Regions from separate parts of the Homo sapiens genome. Here region 2 is linked to region 1. The links are chromatin loops, found by intact Hi-C in ENCODE. Cell type or tissue: heart left ventricle. All regions are shown on one strand. Each heading gives the region's core, and the rest is flanking DNA. Links, peaks and the distances in the headings are about the cores only.

Region 1 (7,793 bases), core at 1,657-6,656:
ACAGTCAACACTGGAAAGCTTTTCTCTCATTAGTGAGATCATGTGTGGTTTTTATTCTCTTCTTATTTAGCTATGTTTTCTACATTTTCTTCAGTGAAGATATATAATTTTATTTAAAAGAAAAAACGTAACTGATTTAAAAAGAGAGCAGATGTGTTCTGTGTGTTCTTTGGATCTGACTGGGAGACAGGGGTGTCTGTGGGGGAAGGTGGGGACAGCCAGGCAGGGGCATCTTCAGGCTTCATTTGCCAGGTCCTGGTGGGCTCCTGCCTGGCATGAATGAGGTTCTGGTGACCTCTGAGGCTTCTCCTAACTCAGGGTTCCTAGATCAACCTAAGGTGCCATTCAAGGACAGTCTCTCGGTGCCCTGCAGACCTGGGGTGCGGGGAGGTGAAGACAGTCCCATCCCAGCCCTCTGTGAACCGAGGATATGTTCAAAGTCCTGCATTTGAACCTGGCTCTGTCCCTGGCCACCCAGCTGTGTGACCTTAGGAAAATTCCCTCACCTCTGTGAGTGGCAGGCTTCTTATCTGCAAAGAATGGGAAATACCACGTCTCTTAAAGGGCTTATGGGGGAATAAATGGCACAGTAAGCAAATAGAAAGCAAGAGACACTCATCTCTAGTGAGGAGATGAGACAAACACTAGTTCACATAAAAGCCAGCCAAGAAGATGGTGTGGGGCTGGGCTGGGAGCACCCGGGAGCTGGTTTTGCCAGCACTCCTCTGCAGTGCCCAGGCCTGGCAGTGCCCAGGCTGGGCAGAGTGCCCAGGCCTGGTGTTAGGAACATGTCTGCTACTTAATAAAGATAAGGGGGAGGTAACAGGACCGCAGGAATGAATCTATAAAAGCACAGGCTGCTGGCAGCAGCAAAATGGGAATAAACTCCTTAGTGCACCTGCAGAGCCCTCTGTCCCATCACTACGCAGGTGCCCCCACAGCAGGACAACCCTGGGAATGCCTGGGACCCTCTGGCCTGGCAACAGTTTGTTGATTGAATAGATAGAAGCACATACAAGACCCACTTTCTCCCAATAACCCCAGGACCATAATTAGGAGCCAGATAAGCCCGCTACTTGCCTCAGCTCCCCTCTGGTTTTTTGTGTGCCCGGGGCCGGCCCCAGGCTGAGCCAAGGAATCCCAGAGAGGGGCATCTGCCACTTCCTCCTGGGGCTGTCTGGGCTCTCTAGGGTCAAGGACAGTGAGTAAGGAGCCCGATGTGGGTCTGCAGAGCCCAGCTTCACCTGCAGCAGTCTCAAAGGTCCTCCCACCTCCTCTGCTGCTGACACAGCCTCCCCCAATCCTGCCATCTAGTGCTCCTTTGATGATGGTGAATTCTGAAAGGAGCCCCACCTGCAGACCTGGGGAGGGCCACAGGGTTTAGAAGACTTTCTGAGAAAACACACCGGTGAAGTCCAGCTGTCCTGCTGGACGCGCTCCTGGACTGTGTGGCTTTCTTGCAGATTTCTTTCCCCTTTCTTCCCTCTTTGGTGTCCCAGGTTGTTTTGTCCTCCCCTAATCCCTTCCTAAGTAGAAACAAAGACTCAAAAAGCCAGGAGCCTGAATGCAAGATGGGAATAAAGAGGTTGAAGAGCCAGGGATGCAGGAGGGCAGGAAGGAGGAAGGCCCTTGGGGGGAAGATGGGTGAGACAGGCCCTGCTGGGGTTGGCAAGGAGAGGGTCTCTCTTCTTGGGTAGCCAGAGAATCAGTGCCGGGTGCTACCTCACCCAACTGGTGGAGCTCTGATGTTCCTGCCGCAAGGACTTTCTGGGGGAATGGGGCCTTGGGGGCTGTCTCCCACCCTCACCAAGACTAAAAGGGCCGAGGCAGTTGAGACTGTCATGTGAGTGGACACACAACCACTGCCACACAAGAAATTGGGAAAAACATCTGTGTCACAGATGACAAATGGAAGATGAAAGCCTTATGACATTAAAAGCTCTCACAAGCTATGAACCTTTCAAAAAGAAAACAGGCGGAGAAGAGGAAGTCCCCCCACCTTGGCCCGGCACAAACAACTTAAAAAAATACAATATAGTCAATATATGTATGATAAACTGTTTTAGCCTGTAAAAATGGAAAAAAGAAAAAACCCTGAGATAAAACAAAATGCCTTTTTGTGTGGCTTGTCAAATCCAGGCACCTGGCATGTGGAGAAATTCCACCATCCCCGAGGTCCTCGGGTTTTAGATTGCTCTCCAGGAGGGCAGACATCCTGCCCTGGTGGCGGGCTCAGAGCCAAAGGCAAGGCCGATAAATAAGTGATGGGATTTCTGGGCACAGAGAGGCAGCTGGGATTACGGTAAATGAAACCTGAACATCGAGGCTCCCACTCACCACTGGACCTGCACAGGTGGATACTCCAAATGATCTCCTTTTGTGCACCCTCACTATAGTTTCATTATGGTCCATTAAACAGCAATAATTAAAACAAAATATATTGGATTTGTTTATCCTGGACTTTGCAAGGAAATGAGATTTGCAACGGTGTTGGTGCACAGTTGAGGACTACAGGACTTGTAATTAGCAGGGTAATTAAGGAGGTGTCGCCTTTTTACTGCAACGGTGAACTTCTCAGGGATAATGAACTCTCCTGGTGGAGGGGAGTCCGGCTGGGGGTAGCCATGGGGACCAGGGGCTGCCTATTGCTGGTCCAGCCAGTAGGGGAGCTGGGGCTCATTTACGTAACAAAATGCTGCATGCCAGGTGCTGTTCTAGAAGCCAGGGTGCACCGTGGAGCTTGCATGAGAGCACTGAGACAGACACCAAGCATGTGCCAATAAAGCATTTGAGAAGGACTTAACAGCTAAGCAGGAAACCAAAGCAAGAATAAAGGTGGAGAGTAGTGGGGACGAGAATTGGGCTTCTTTCGTCTCGGAAGTCTTCTCTTGAAGAGAAGACTTTAAGCCGAGATTAGGATGAAGTGAGGGCCAGAGTCTTGAAGGCCACCCAGGGGCAGCTTTCCAGACAGTGGGAAGGGCAAGGACTGGTGGGAAGGTGGGTGATGGTGTCTGGCCAGGCTGGAGTGGGAACGGGGTACAGGAATGGGTTTTCTCCCCGACTGCCCCCGGTGTGATGCAGAGTGTGAGGACACCCCAGTGACCTCTTGCTCTCTACCCCCTGACACAGAAGGCAGACCTTGTCCCCACTAATTTATTCAATAAAGGCCCTCTCTCCAGGCTGTGTACCTCAGGTGGAGCTAGAGGCAGAGGCACCTGGGAGGACATATTCTTGAGTTGGAGTTGTGAGGTCCAGGGCACATCTCCAGCTTCACCTGTGGTGCCCACCTAAAGGAGAAGGGGTGCCCAGCTACTGTGGGGCTAGGGAGGTAGAATGAACTCCATCATCTGTCCCTTCATCCATCCATTTTTTCATTCCTCCTTCCTCCTTCCATCCACCCACCTATCCATCCATTCTCCACCCAGCAGGCATTTGCAATTTCTGATACCCCAGGCTGTTCCAGGGCCTTAGTAGGAGCAGGAACACCCAGATTGGCCCTGGCTCCTGCCATCCACATGAAGCTCTCTCCAGCGGAAAAGGAGCTACTCCGTCTGCAGTTTGGTGCCACCTGGTGGCAGCTGTTGGCTCTGGCTGAAATCAGTGAGGATGATTCTGGGCTGGGTGGCTCTGTGCAACTTCAGGACAGCAGCAGCTGTTTCAGAAAGTACCAAGTAGGTTAATGCCTCTTCTCAGCCCAGTCTGAGGAAGTTGAGCTGGGAGAATGTTGGGGATGCAGAGACCCCTCCCTGCCCCCACTTCCCTTTTCCCACGATTGGTGGCAGGCTACCTGGCTTCCCACTGTTTCCCCTGTGCTCCCTCGGAGGCAGTGGTTACTACTCTGAATTTACATTTTTATGGAGTTTATAGTTCTGTCCAGTGACCCAGAAAGTATGGCCACTGAGGAGTCTCTCTGTAGGGCTGTAGGCAGAGAGCCCCATCTGCTGCTGACAGCCCTCTGAGACCGTGGGAGGAGCCAAGCGGGTTCAGGGGAGGCTCTGAGGACCACCATATGCCACATGCTAGATGACCCTGCCTGGGAGAAACAGCCAGCAGCCTTGACCTTGACTCCTTTACTATCTGAACTTGTGAGTATCTTTTTTCCTGGCCACGGAAAACAGACCCCTGACCTCATGACTGATTGTCCTAGGACCTGCCTCTACAGGCTTCCAGCTCCACCCCAGAGACCTTTAGCTTTGGGCTACCTGCTTATGACCTCTTCCCCCAGCCAGCCTCTTTACTGAAGCATCTATCTGGAGGCTCAGGGCTTTCCTACAGACCTCTGTCCCTGGCCTGGGTCCTCACATAAGTGTCCAACATCCCAGGCCGTCCCTGAGACCCTGCCTGGCTCTAACTTTGCCACCACTGACTAGAGTGGCTGACTCAGAGGCCTCTGGGATTTGCATGATGGATGTAGTTTTCCACATGGAGCTGTGCTCGTGGGTGTCTCACCACCCAAGAGGATGGGCCACTTGGTTAAGGAGGGGGAGCTGAAGGTTGCTCAAGGTGGAAGTGAAGATGAAGAGAAAAATACTTGCATGCCAATGGTCACTGATGGGCTTTCACAGAAATAGGAAGGACTGTGAGTAATTTGAGGCATCTGCAATATGCTTATTCTTTGATCAGATCATGTATCTACTGAAAATTTATTTTAAGAAAATAACAAAAATTAGCCCAGCAAATTTTTGTATTTTTTGTACAGATGGGGTTTTGCCATGTTGTCCAGGCTTGTCTGGAACTCCTGGGCCTGCCTCAGCCTCCCAAAGTGCTGGGACTACAGGCATGAGCCACCTCCCACTGCTAGTTTTAATTTTTTGTCTTATGTCCTTCGTTAAAATTTTTTTAAACATTTAATTCATTGATTGATTGATTTTCCTTTAGACAACTTTTTCTGAAGAGCATAATAAAAGGAAAGTCAGCCATAAACAAAGCACTTAAAAAATACATTCAGGGATTATAAGTTCAGCTGCCTTCAGACAAGAGACAGAAAGTATCCTTGTGTGAGGGGTGAGATATTCCAAGGGACCAGAACCTCCGCCAGATGCATTCCGTGCAATTGTTTTCACATTTTAGAAAATACAAAACGACTCTAATACTGACACTGGCCAAACAACTCAATGCTCCCACTGGCTGGACAGCCAGAAGGTAACCTTTGCCTAAAGTAAGAAATGAGGGTCCCCTTCCCTTCACCCCTTCTGCATTCCTACCCCCCAACTCCAAACACAATTTCCTGGTTAAAGGGGCGAGGACATGAGAGCCAAGGCAGGTGCTCCTGGGAGAGCCATTGCAGGGAATGGGGAGTAGGCATTACTTGGACACAGCAGAGTTTAGCATAGATGTTGCCAGACAGAGTCTGGACCTGGGTGGGGACAGGCAGGAGGAGAAGGAAAAGGGGGAAGAGGGACAGAAGGGAGGGGAGAGGGAAAGGGGTGAGGAGAGAGGGAGAGGGAGTGGGAGGGAAGGGAAAGAGGAAGGGAAGGAGGGAGTGGAGGGGAGAGTAGGGAGAGAGGGTGGGAAAAAGGGAAGAGGAGGAGGAGAGAGAAAAGGAGGAAGGAGAGAGAGGGAGAGAGAGAAAGACGGGGGGCATTTCAGGAGTGAGGACAGATATGCAGATGTGGAAGGGCTGCCCCCCTCCTCTGTTTTCTGAAAGGCTGTCACAGTTGCTAACCACCACCATCAGCTGTGGAGAATGTTACCATTTCACACAGTAGTTCTTCCATGATGGGAATCCTTTTGGCTTTGCAGATGGGAAAAATGATGCTCAAAAAGCTAAGACAACCAAAGAGCTGGAAAGCAGCAATAAGGATTTGGGACATGAAGCCCCATATCCATTCTATGACTTCAGCTGCAGAGTGGTGGGAGAGTAGCCATTGGGATGGTTTGTGGGTGCAGTCAAGAGAAGCAGGCTAGGGAGAAGTGCCTTCCCACTGCTGCAGCCTTTCCTGTAAGACTGGAGAGGGTGTTCACCTGGCTCGCACACCGTGTATCCCCATGACCATGTAGAAGGTGACTCTCTAAAGGCCCTCAGCAACCTTTAGTAACAGATACAGGAAAGAAGAGACAATTGATTGTCCCTCTTTAATTCATGCGATTATTCAAGGCCTGACTTGTCCCAGAGAGCACTGAAGGACACCAGCCCAGCACTGCAGGGAGGCACTGGCTTTGTTCGCTGTCTGAGGCACTTATCTCCAAATGCTTTGTTCACGGCTATGTCCTCTGTGACTTGAAGCTGTAGATCTTGTCTTATTAATGTATGCATTGAACAGATCTTTATTTTATGCCTACTAGGTGCCAGCACTGCTAAGCCCATGCTGACCTGCTGTTTACAGTCAGCATTTACAGTCTAGTTGGGGAAATAATATTGGTAAACACACATACACGAACACACACAAATATTATATTAAAAGGTTTAAGCACTGTGAAGGAAATGACATCTCTTTTCTTTTGCCCCCATGTAAGGCTGGCATGAACAGGGTTCTCAGTGAGCATCTGTTGAAGAAATGAGTGCATAAGGGAGAAGAAGAATGTGCAGGCTACAGGAGGGGCCTCCATCCTCCAGCAAAAGGGAGGCCTGGTCCTGAGCTGGGCTGGTGTGGCGGGGGAGTGAAGACGCCATGGACAGCCTGGCTGGCTGGGACTCCCTGAGCCCAAGCTGCCGGGGCTGAGGGGCTGCCTTGGACAGCTGAGGTCCTCTCCAGGGCTGCATCCAGGGGACCTACTCCCTGTTGCTGGAGGTCTCGATTTGGCAAGCTTTGCTACAGTGTCTGTACGAGGCCCTCCCAACACCCCAACCTCCCCAGGTCCCCAGGTACATCTGCTGAATGTTACCTGACCACCGAAACGGGGCTGCACAGCTGTCTGAATAATGGATAAGGAGGCTGATGGATGGGTGGGCAAAGGTGCATGCCTCCCTGTGTGTTACCTTGCCTCTCGCCAGGCTGGCCTGTGGGGGCTGCAGGCTGATTGGGGATGGGGCTGAAAAGTGGGAATTGCCTGGGCCAGCCTTGCCTAGACAGCAGACAATTTCATGGAATAAATATTTCTATTGCGATCTAAATGTGCTCTGAGAGTCTGCTGTTGAGTGAGACTGAGGCCACGGGGAGGAGAGGGAGGCAGTGCCCCACCCCTGGGAAATGTGCTGAGGAGTCCTGTTATGGCCTGGCTATGCCATGCAAGGTCATGGCCAACAGAGTCACCAAGAGCAGAGCAGTGAGGTGTTGGGGAGGGCAGAGGGCAGTCCTGGAGAGGTGGGACCGATGTGGATGGGAGTGGGCTGGTCAGGTGGGGAGACGGAGGGCCCTGCTGATCCAGGATTGCAAGAGCATGACAGTGAAGTCACAGCTGAGAAGTATTCACTGTGTGTGTCTTTGCGTGTGTGAGAGAGTGGGAGGGGGAGAGAGAGAGGAGAGAGAGAAAGAAGGGAGGGAGAGAAAGAGAAAGGGAGGGAAAGAAGGAGAGAGAGAAAGAGGAGAGAGAGAAAGAAGGGAGGGAGAGAAAGAGAAAGGGAGGGAAAGAAGGAGAGAGAGAAAGAGGAGAGAGAGAAAGAAGGGAGGGGGAGAAAGAGAAAGGGAGGGAAAGAAGGAGAGAGAGAAAGAAGGAGAGAGAGAAAGAGAGAGAGAGAGAAAGAAGGAAAGAAAGGAGAGACAGAAGGGGAGAGAAAAAAGGGGAGAGCGAGAAAGAGAGACAGAAAGAAGGAGAGAAAGAAGAGAATGAGAGAGAAGGAGAGAGAGAAAGAAGGGAGAGAGAGGGAGAGGGAGAGAAGGAGAGAAAGAGCAAGAGAGACAGGGAGAGAAAAA
Region 2 (7,793 bases), core at 1,911-6,910, 410 kb after region 1:
AGATGAGATAGCATGCATCTATGCCCTTCTGCCCTGCAGCTCCCAGTCCTCTGACAGGCACCCCTCACCGCCTTCCTGGTGTGTCCCACATGTCCCATTTCACGGGGCACCAGCTCCTGCACAGTGCTCCTCACTAGATGTGAGCTTTTCATTTTCTCCTGGTCTGCCTCCAGGACTAGATTGTAAAATCCTGTGGGCTGGGGCCTTATCTTCCTCATTCACCCTTGTACCTTGGCACCTAGGAAGACAAGGTGTTTAATAAATAATTATGAGTAAATGTAGAATGAATTGTGGAGTGGGTTGCTCCTGCAAATTATTTAGAAATGTGTGCAAATCATAGCTCTAAGGAGCCTAGGTCAGGGCAATGCTGTGAGTGTTCTCTTTTTACACCCAAGAAGTGAGGATCACAGCGAGATGAGGGCTTCTGCACAGTCCCCAAGCCCTGAATCTCCCTGAGGTGTTGCCCAGGTTTGTCAAATAAAACAGGATCTGGGGCAAGTCTAATATTGTCCACACCTGAAGTAGCCTGCAAAAACAAAGCAGTAGGAAATGACAGGCTCTGCTGCAAACTGGAAAGGCTATCCAAGTCTCTCCAAGGCTTTCAACCCCCAAGTAATGACTCTCACTGTGTAGCCCAAACAGAATACACTTGCAGGCTCTACCTGGTCCCCCAAACCACCAGTTTGTGACCCTGCTGTGGTCCAGCGGCCCCAAGAGACTGGGAGGCTGGGTGCCCCTGCCCCAGCTGCTGGGGGTCGTCACCACTGACCGCCGAGACTCAAAGGACCAGGTGAACAACTGGCCAATCCCTTGCTCACCACAAGCGTCTTAAGAACTGAGCCCCCCCAATACTGGTGAGAAGGATTCTGCTTACTCTCACCATGTGACACCAAAGTCCCCAGGCTCCACCAGGGAGCCTTGAGGGAGGGGTGGGAATGTCCCTCCTCTATGAGCTGTATTCCCTACTGTACAAGGGTGGGTTGTCCAGATAGGGCCCTTCAGTTCTAGGACATTGTCTGGGGGTGTCCCATGCCCTCAGGATCTGGTTTTCAGGATCCTGAAGGATGCTGCATCTTCCTTGTGAATGTCACATACCTCCACCCCCTTGAGGACCCCACTTTTGCACTGGACATGCTGCTTGAGCCCCCTCTGACTGCTCTGCATGTGCCCCTCAGTCTTGTTGAGCCCCAATCACACTGTGTTTCCCATGGGGAGAAGGTGCCTCTCCCCACCTGGAGCCGAGTTTGCTGCCTTGGTCCCTGAGTATCGAGCTTGTGCCCAGGGCTTTCCATGCTCTTCGCAGGGTTGCCCTGGGAACTTATTCAAGAACAGGGGCTGGAAACCACAGTCCCATTTCAATATAGCCCCAAAGCTAAGAATGGCTTTTGTATTTTTAAATCTTTGGAAACATATCAAAAGAAGAATAATATTTTGTGACATGTGGAAATGATGCAAAAGCTCGGTGTCCACAGTAAATAAAGTGGCATCAGGACACAGCCGCCCTCATTCACATATGCATTCATGTGTTGTCTCTGGCTGTTTTCATGCTCTGAGGGCAGTGTTGATCTTTCTGGAAACTGCCAAACTGTTTTGCAAAGTGTGGGTATCATTACACATTCTCATCTGCAGTTTAAAAGAATTTCAGTTTCCCCGCATCCTTGCCAACACTCAGTATGGTCAGTCTTTTTCATTTTAGCCCTTTTTATAGAGTTGTGGCATGTCATTTGGTTTTAATTTGCATTTGTCTAGTGATAATTATATTGAGCAGCTTTTCATGTGCCTGTTTGCCTGGATATCTTCTTTAGGAAGTGTCTGTTCAGACCTTTTAAATGTTTCTTTTACTGTGCTATTATTACTAGATTTGAGAAGTTTTCAATATAATCTGCATACAAGTCCTTGGTTAGATAAATTATTTACAAATATTTTCTCTCTGTGCTCAACTTTTTCTTTTGTTAACAGTGTCTGTGATGGTTAATATTGTCAACTTAATTGGATTGAAAAAAGTATTGATCCTGGGTGTGTCTGTGAGGGTGTTGGCAAAGGAGATTAACGTTTGAGTCAGTGGGCTGGGGAAGGCAGACCCACCCTTAATCTGGTGGGCACAATCTAATCAGCTGCCAGCAAATATAAAGCAGGCAGAAAAATGTGAAAGACGAGACTGGCCTAGCCTCCCAGCCTACATCTTTCTCCTGTGCTGGATGCTTCCTGCCCTGGAATCTCAGACTCCAGATTCTCCAGTTTTGGGACTTGGACTGGCTCTCTTTGCTCCTCACCTTGCAGATAGCCTATCGTGGGACCTTGTGATCATGTAAGTTAATACTTAATAAACTCATATATATATGTAAAATAGCTTATTTTACATATATATAATAGTTTATTATATATACATATCCTATTAGCTCTGTCCCTCTAAAGAACCCTGACTAATACAGACTTTGGTACCAGGAGTGGTTCTAGAGGAACAGAATATTAAGGATGGAGTTCTTTTGTTGGTTTTGGGATTTCTGGAGTTGGCTGCTTAATATGATTAGACCCAAAAATGCTAAGGACTCTACTTGTAATAGTATGGCGAACACTGATAGTCCTTGGCTTGAACTGTTAAGAGAGTTATGCAAAATAAATGCATTTGACACTCCTGATTCACCGCTCATGAGAGCCAAGGAGTTTAGTGACTCTGTACATAATACATTTGACTGTATGTGGAAAACCAGGGAACATAGTTAAGCTGGTTGGTTGCTCCTAAGTTCAGTGGACAAAGTGATCAAAGAAAATGAACTCAGGGATTCTGCCTCCTGGCTTTAGAAGCAGATACTGAGCCTCAAATCTGCTAAGATTGCCCTTATCTCTTATAGAGAAAGAGCTGAAATTATGGAAAAACAGGCACAAGCTCTTATTATGCAGGTGGGTGACCTGCAATAAAAGGTGCATGCAGGCATCTACTGTTAAAATGAAGGCATTGATTGGAAAATAATGGGACCCTGCAACTTGGAATGGGGACATGTGTGAGGACCCTGATGAAGCTGGGGACATTGAGTTTGTAAACTCTGATGAACATTTCTTGCCAGAAGAAACAGCTTCCCCATCCCCAGTAGTGGCAACATCCCCTCTGACCCATGCTGCCATCAGCCTTTCACCTTTGTCTAAGTAGATAAACCCTGCACTGCCTGAAGCAACAGTGAGGCCTCCCACGAGGCCGTTGCCAGGCAAAATAATGTTGATTCTCCTCAGGAACCACCTGCAACACCCCGTTTGCTTCTAGACCTATAACTAGACTAAAGTCCTGGTGGGCCCCTGGAGGTGAGATTGAGAGTGTGACCCATGAGGAGGTGCACCTCCCTGGAAAAGAATTGCTTGAATTTTCTAACTTATATAAACAGAAATCTGGACAACAGGCATGGAAATGGGTATTAAGTTTATGGGATAATGGTGGAAGGAACACAGAGTTGGATCAGACTGAATTTATTGATTTGGGCCTGCTAAGTAGGGACTCTGCTTTTATTTATTTATTTTTATTTTTTATTTTATTTTATTTTTTTGAGACAGAGTCTTGCTCTGTCACCCAGGCTAGAGTGCAGTGGCGTGATCTTGGCTCCTGCAAGCTCCGCCTCCCGGGTTCATGCCATTCTCCTGCCTCAGCCTCCCGAGTAGCTGGGACTACAGGCGCCCACCACCAAGCCCAGCTAATTTTTTTGTATTTTTAGTAGAGAAGGGGTTTCACCATGTTAGCCAGGATGGTCTCGATCTCCTGACCTCCTGATCCTCCCACCTCGGCCTCCCAAAGTGCTGGGATTACAGACGTGAGCCACCGTGCCCAGCCAGGACTCTGCTTTTAATGTTGCAGCTTAGGGAGTTAAAAAAAGATTCTAATAGTTTATTTGCTTGGTTAGCTGAAATATGGATTAAAAGATGGCCCACTGTGAATGAGCTGGAAATGCGTGATCTCCCTTGGTTTAATGTAGAGGAAGGGATCCAAAGGCTTAGGGAGATTGGGATGGTGGAGTGGATTAGTCACTTTAGACCTACTCATCCAAAGCTGTGAGGGTCCAGAAGATATATCCTTGACCCATGCCTTGCAAGATAGATTTGCAAGGGCAGCACCTGCATGTTTGAAGAGCCCCGTAATTGCTCTCCTATGCATGCCAGATCTAATGGTGGGAACCACAGTCACTCATCTACAAAATTTAAATACAATGGGAATAGGTGGATCCCGAGGGGGCGGAAGCCAAGTGGCGGCACTCAATCATCAAAGGCAAGGTGGGCATAGCTACCATAATGGACAGCAGAGGCAAAGCGACAATCAGAATAGCCTGACTCATGTAGAACTCTGGCACTGGCTAATTAATCACAGTGTACCTAGAAGTGAAATTGATGGGAAGTATACTGCATTCCTACTTAATTTATACAAGCAGAAAACTTCTATGGACAAAGGACTAATTTGAGTTATAAAAACAAAGAATCACAGCCTCTCAATCAATTTCCAGATGTAAGCCAGTTTACAGACCCATAACCCCTTGAATGAATGGAGGCCAAGTCCCCTTGAGGAAGGATCCCACTACATTACTGACAATTTATGCAATGAGTCTTTCTCCCATCCTTCCCCAAGGAGACCTCTGGCCTTTTACCAGGGTAACTGTGCACTGGGGAAAGGGAAATGATCAGATATTTGGGAGACTACTGGATATTGGCTCTGAGCTGACACTGATTTCAGGGGACCCAAAACTTCACTGTGGTCCTCTAGTTAAAGTAGGGGCTTATGGAGGTTGGTAATTAATGGAGTTTTAGCTCAGGTCTGACTTAAAGTGGATCCAGTGGGTCCCTAGACTCATCCTGTGGTCATTTCCCCAGAATGCATAATTGGCATAGACATACTTAGCAGCTGGCAGAACCCCCACATTGGCTCCCTGACTGGTAGGGTAGGGCTATTGTGGTAGGAAAGGCCAAATGGAAGCCATTAGAGCTGCCTCTATCTAGAAAAATAATGAGAAAAATAGTAAATCAAAAACAATATTGCATCCCTGGAGGGATTGCGGAGATTAGTGCCACCATCAAGGACTTGAAAGACACAGGGGTAGTGATTCCCACCACATCACTATTCAATTATCCCATTTGGCCTGTGCAGAAGACAGATGGATCTTGGAGAATGACAGTGGATTATTGTAAGGTTAACCAAGTGGTGACTCCAATTGCAGCTGCTGTACCAGATGTGGTTTCATTGCTTGAGCAAATTAATACATCTCCTGGTACCTAGTATGCAGCCATTGACTTGGCAAATGCCCTTTTCTCCATTCCTGTCCATAAGGCCCACCAGAAGCAATTTGCCTTCAGCTGGCAAGGCCAGCAATATACCTTTACTGTCCTACCTCAGAGGTACATCAACTTTCCAGCTTTGTGTCATAATCTTATTAGGAGAGAATTTGATGGCTTTTCACTTCTGTAAGATATCACATTGGTCCATTACACTGATGACATTATGTTGATTGGATCCAATAAGCAGGAAGTAGCAAACACACTGGACTTATTGGTGAGACATTTGCATGCCAGAGGATGGGAAATAAATCTGACTAAAATTCAGGGAGCTTCTACCTCAGTAAAATTTCTAGGGTTCCAGTGGTGTGGGGCCTGTTGAGATATTCCTTCTAAGGTGAAGAATAAGTTGCTGCATTTGGCCTCTTTTATAATCAAGAAAGAGGCACAATGCCTAGTGGGCCTATTTGGGTTTTGGAGGGAACACGTTCCTCATTTGGGTGTGTTACCCTGGCCCATTTATCTAGTGACCCGAAAGGCTGACAGTTTTGAGTGAGGTCCAGAACAGGAGAAGGCTCTGCAACAGGTCCAGGCTGCTGTGAAAGCTTCTCTGCCACTTAAGCCATATGACCCAGCAATCCAATGTTGCGTGGGTGTCAGTGGCAGATAGGGATGCTGTTTGGAGCCTTTGGCAGGCCCCTTTAGATGAATCATAGAAGAGGCCTCTAGGATTTTGGAACAAGATTCTGCCATCTTCTGGAGATAACTACTCTCCTTTTGAGAAACAGCTCTTGGTTTGTTACTGAGCTTTGGTCGAAACTGAACGTTTGACTATGGGTCATCAAGTCACCATGAGACCTGAACTACCTATCATGAACTAGGTGCTTTCTGATCCATCTAGCCATAAAGTGGGTCATGCACAGCAGCATTCCATCATCAAGTGGAAGTGGCATATACGTGAGCAGGCTCCAGTGGGTCTTGAAGGCACAAGTAAGTTACATGAGGAAGTGGCTCAAATGCCCATGGTCTCCACTCCTGCTACCTTGCCTTCTCTTCCCCAGCCTGCACCGATGGCCTCATGGGTAGTTCCCTATGATCAGATGACAGAAGGAGGAAGAGAACCATCACAGATGGTTCTGCACAATATGCAGGCACCACCCGAAAATGGACAGCTGCAGCATTATAGCCCCTTTCTAGGACATCCCTGAAGGACAGCGGTGAAAGGAAATCTTCCCAGTGGGCAGAACTTTGAGCAGTGCACCTGGTTGTGCACTTTGCATGGAAGGAGAAATGGCCAGATGTGCGATTATATACTGATTCATCGGCTGTAGCCAATGGCTTGGCTTGATGGTCAGGGACTTGAAAGAAGCATGATTGGAAAAATGGTGACAAAGAAATTTGGGAAAGAGGTATGTGGACAGACCTCTCGGAGTAGTCAAAAACCATGAAGATGCTTGTATCCCATGTGAGCACTCACCAACGGGTGAACTCAGCAGAGGAGGATTTTAATAATCAAGTGGATAGGATGACCCATTCTGTTTCTGTGGATGCCACTCAGCCTCTTTCCCCAGCCACCCCTGTCATCGCCCAATGGGCCCATGAACAAAGTGGCCATGGTGGCCAGGATGGAGGTTATGCATGGACTCAGCAACATGGACTTCCACTCACCAAGGCTGACCTGGCTATGGCCACTGCTGAGTGCCCAATTTGCCAGTAGCAGAGACCAACATTGAGCCCTCTATATGGCACCATTCTTCAGGATGATTAGTCAGCTACCTGGTGGCAGGTTGATTATATTGGACCTCTTCCATCATGGAAAGGGCAGAGATTTGTCCTCACTGAAATAGACACTTACTCTGGATATGGGTTTGCCTATCCTGTATGCAATGCTTCTGCCAAGACTACCATCCACGGACTCACAGAGTGCCTTATTCACCATCAAGGTATTCCACACAGCATTGCCTCTGACCAAAGCACTCACTTTGTGGCTAAAGAAGTGCAGCAGTGGGCTCATGCTCGTGGAATTCACTGGTCTTACCACGTTCTCCATCATCCTGAAGCAGCTGGATTGATAGAACGGTAAAAATGGACTTTTGAAGTCACAATTACAATGCCAGCTAGGTGACAATACTTTGCAGGGCTGGGACAAGGTTCTCTAGAAGGCCATGTATGCTCTGAATCAGTGTCCAATATATGGCACTATTTCTCTTATAGCCAGGATTCATAGGCCCAAGAATCAGGGGGTGGAAATGGAAGTGGCACCGCTCACCATCACCCCTAGTGATCCACTAACAAAATTTTTCCTTCCTGTTCCCATGACATTACATTCTGGTGGCCTAGCGGTCTTAGTTCCTGAGAGAGGAACACTGCCAACAGGAAACACAACAACAATTCCATTAAACTGAAAGTTAAGATTGTACCTGGACACTTTGGGCTCCTTCAACAGGCTAAGAAGGGAGTTACAATGTTGACTGGGGTGATTGACCCGGACTATCAAGATGAAATCAGTCTGCTACACCATAACAGAGGTAAGGAAGAGTATGCATAAC

Evidence for each region. A loop is a pair of places that touch in the nucleus more often than their neighbours do. Peaks named below come from ENCODE experiments on the same cell type or tissue, not always from the same donor. Only the 100,000 strongest peaks of a DNase experiment are listed, where the experiment ranks them.
Region 2: a loop joins it to region 1, with 2.1 times the contacts of the local background. A loop is called at or near these places in 17 of 110 quality-filtered maps.

Annotation. Positions count from the first base shown.
Region 1 is chr10:49,403,516-49,411,308 of GRCh38, reverse strand. No RefSeq gene overlaps it. Among named protein-coding and RNA genes, the nearest start is that of DRGX, 11 kb to the right of the region's middle. In heart left ventricle, for the core only: CTCF peaks have their summits at 2,712 and 3,570 (motif pointing left); a DNase peak (open chromatin) is centred at 3,558; H3K27me3 peaks cover 2,188 bases.
Region 2 is chr10:48,991,940-48,999,732 of GRCh38, reverse strand. No RefSeq gene overlaps it. Among named protein-coding and RNA genes, the nearest start is that of MIR4294, 10 kb to the right of the region's middle. In heart left ventricle, for the core only: no CTCF peak of the experiment used is centred there; no DNase peak of the experiment used is centred there.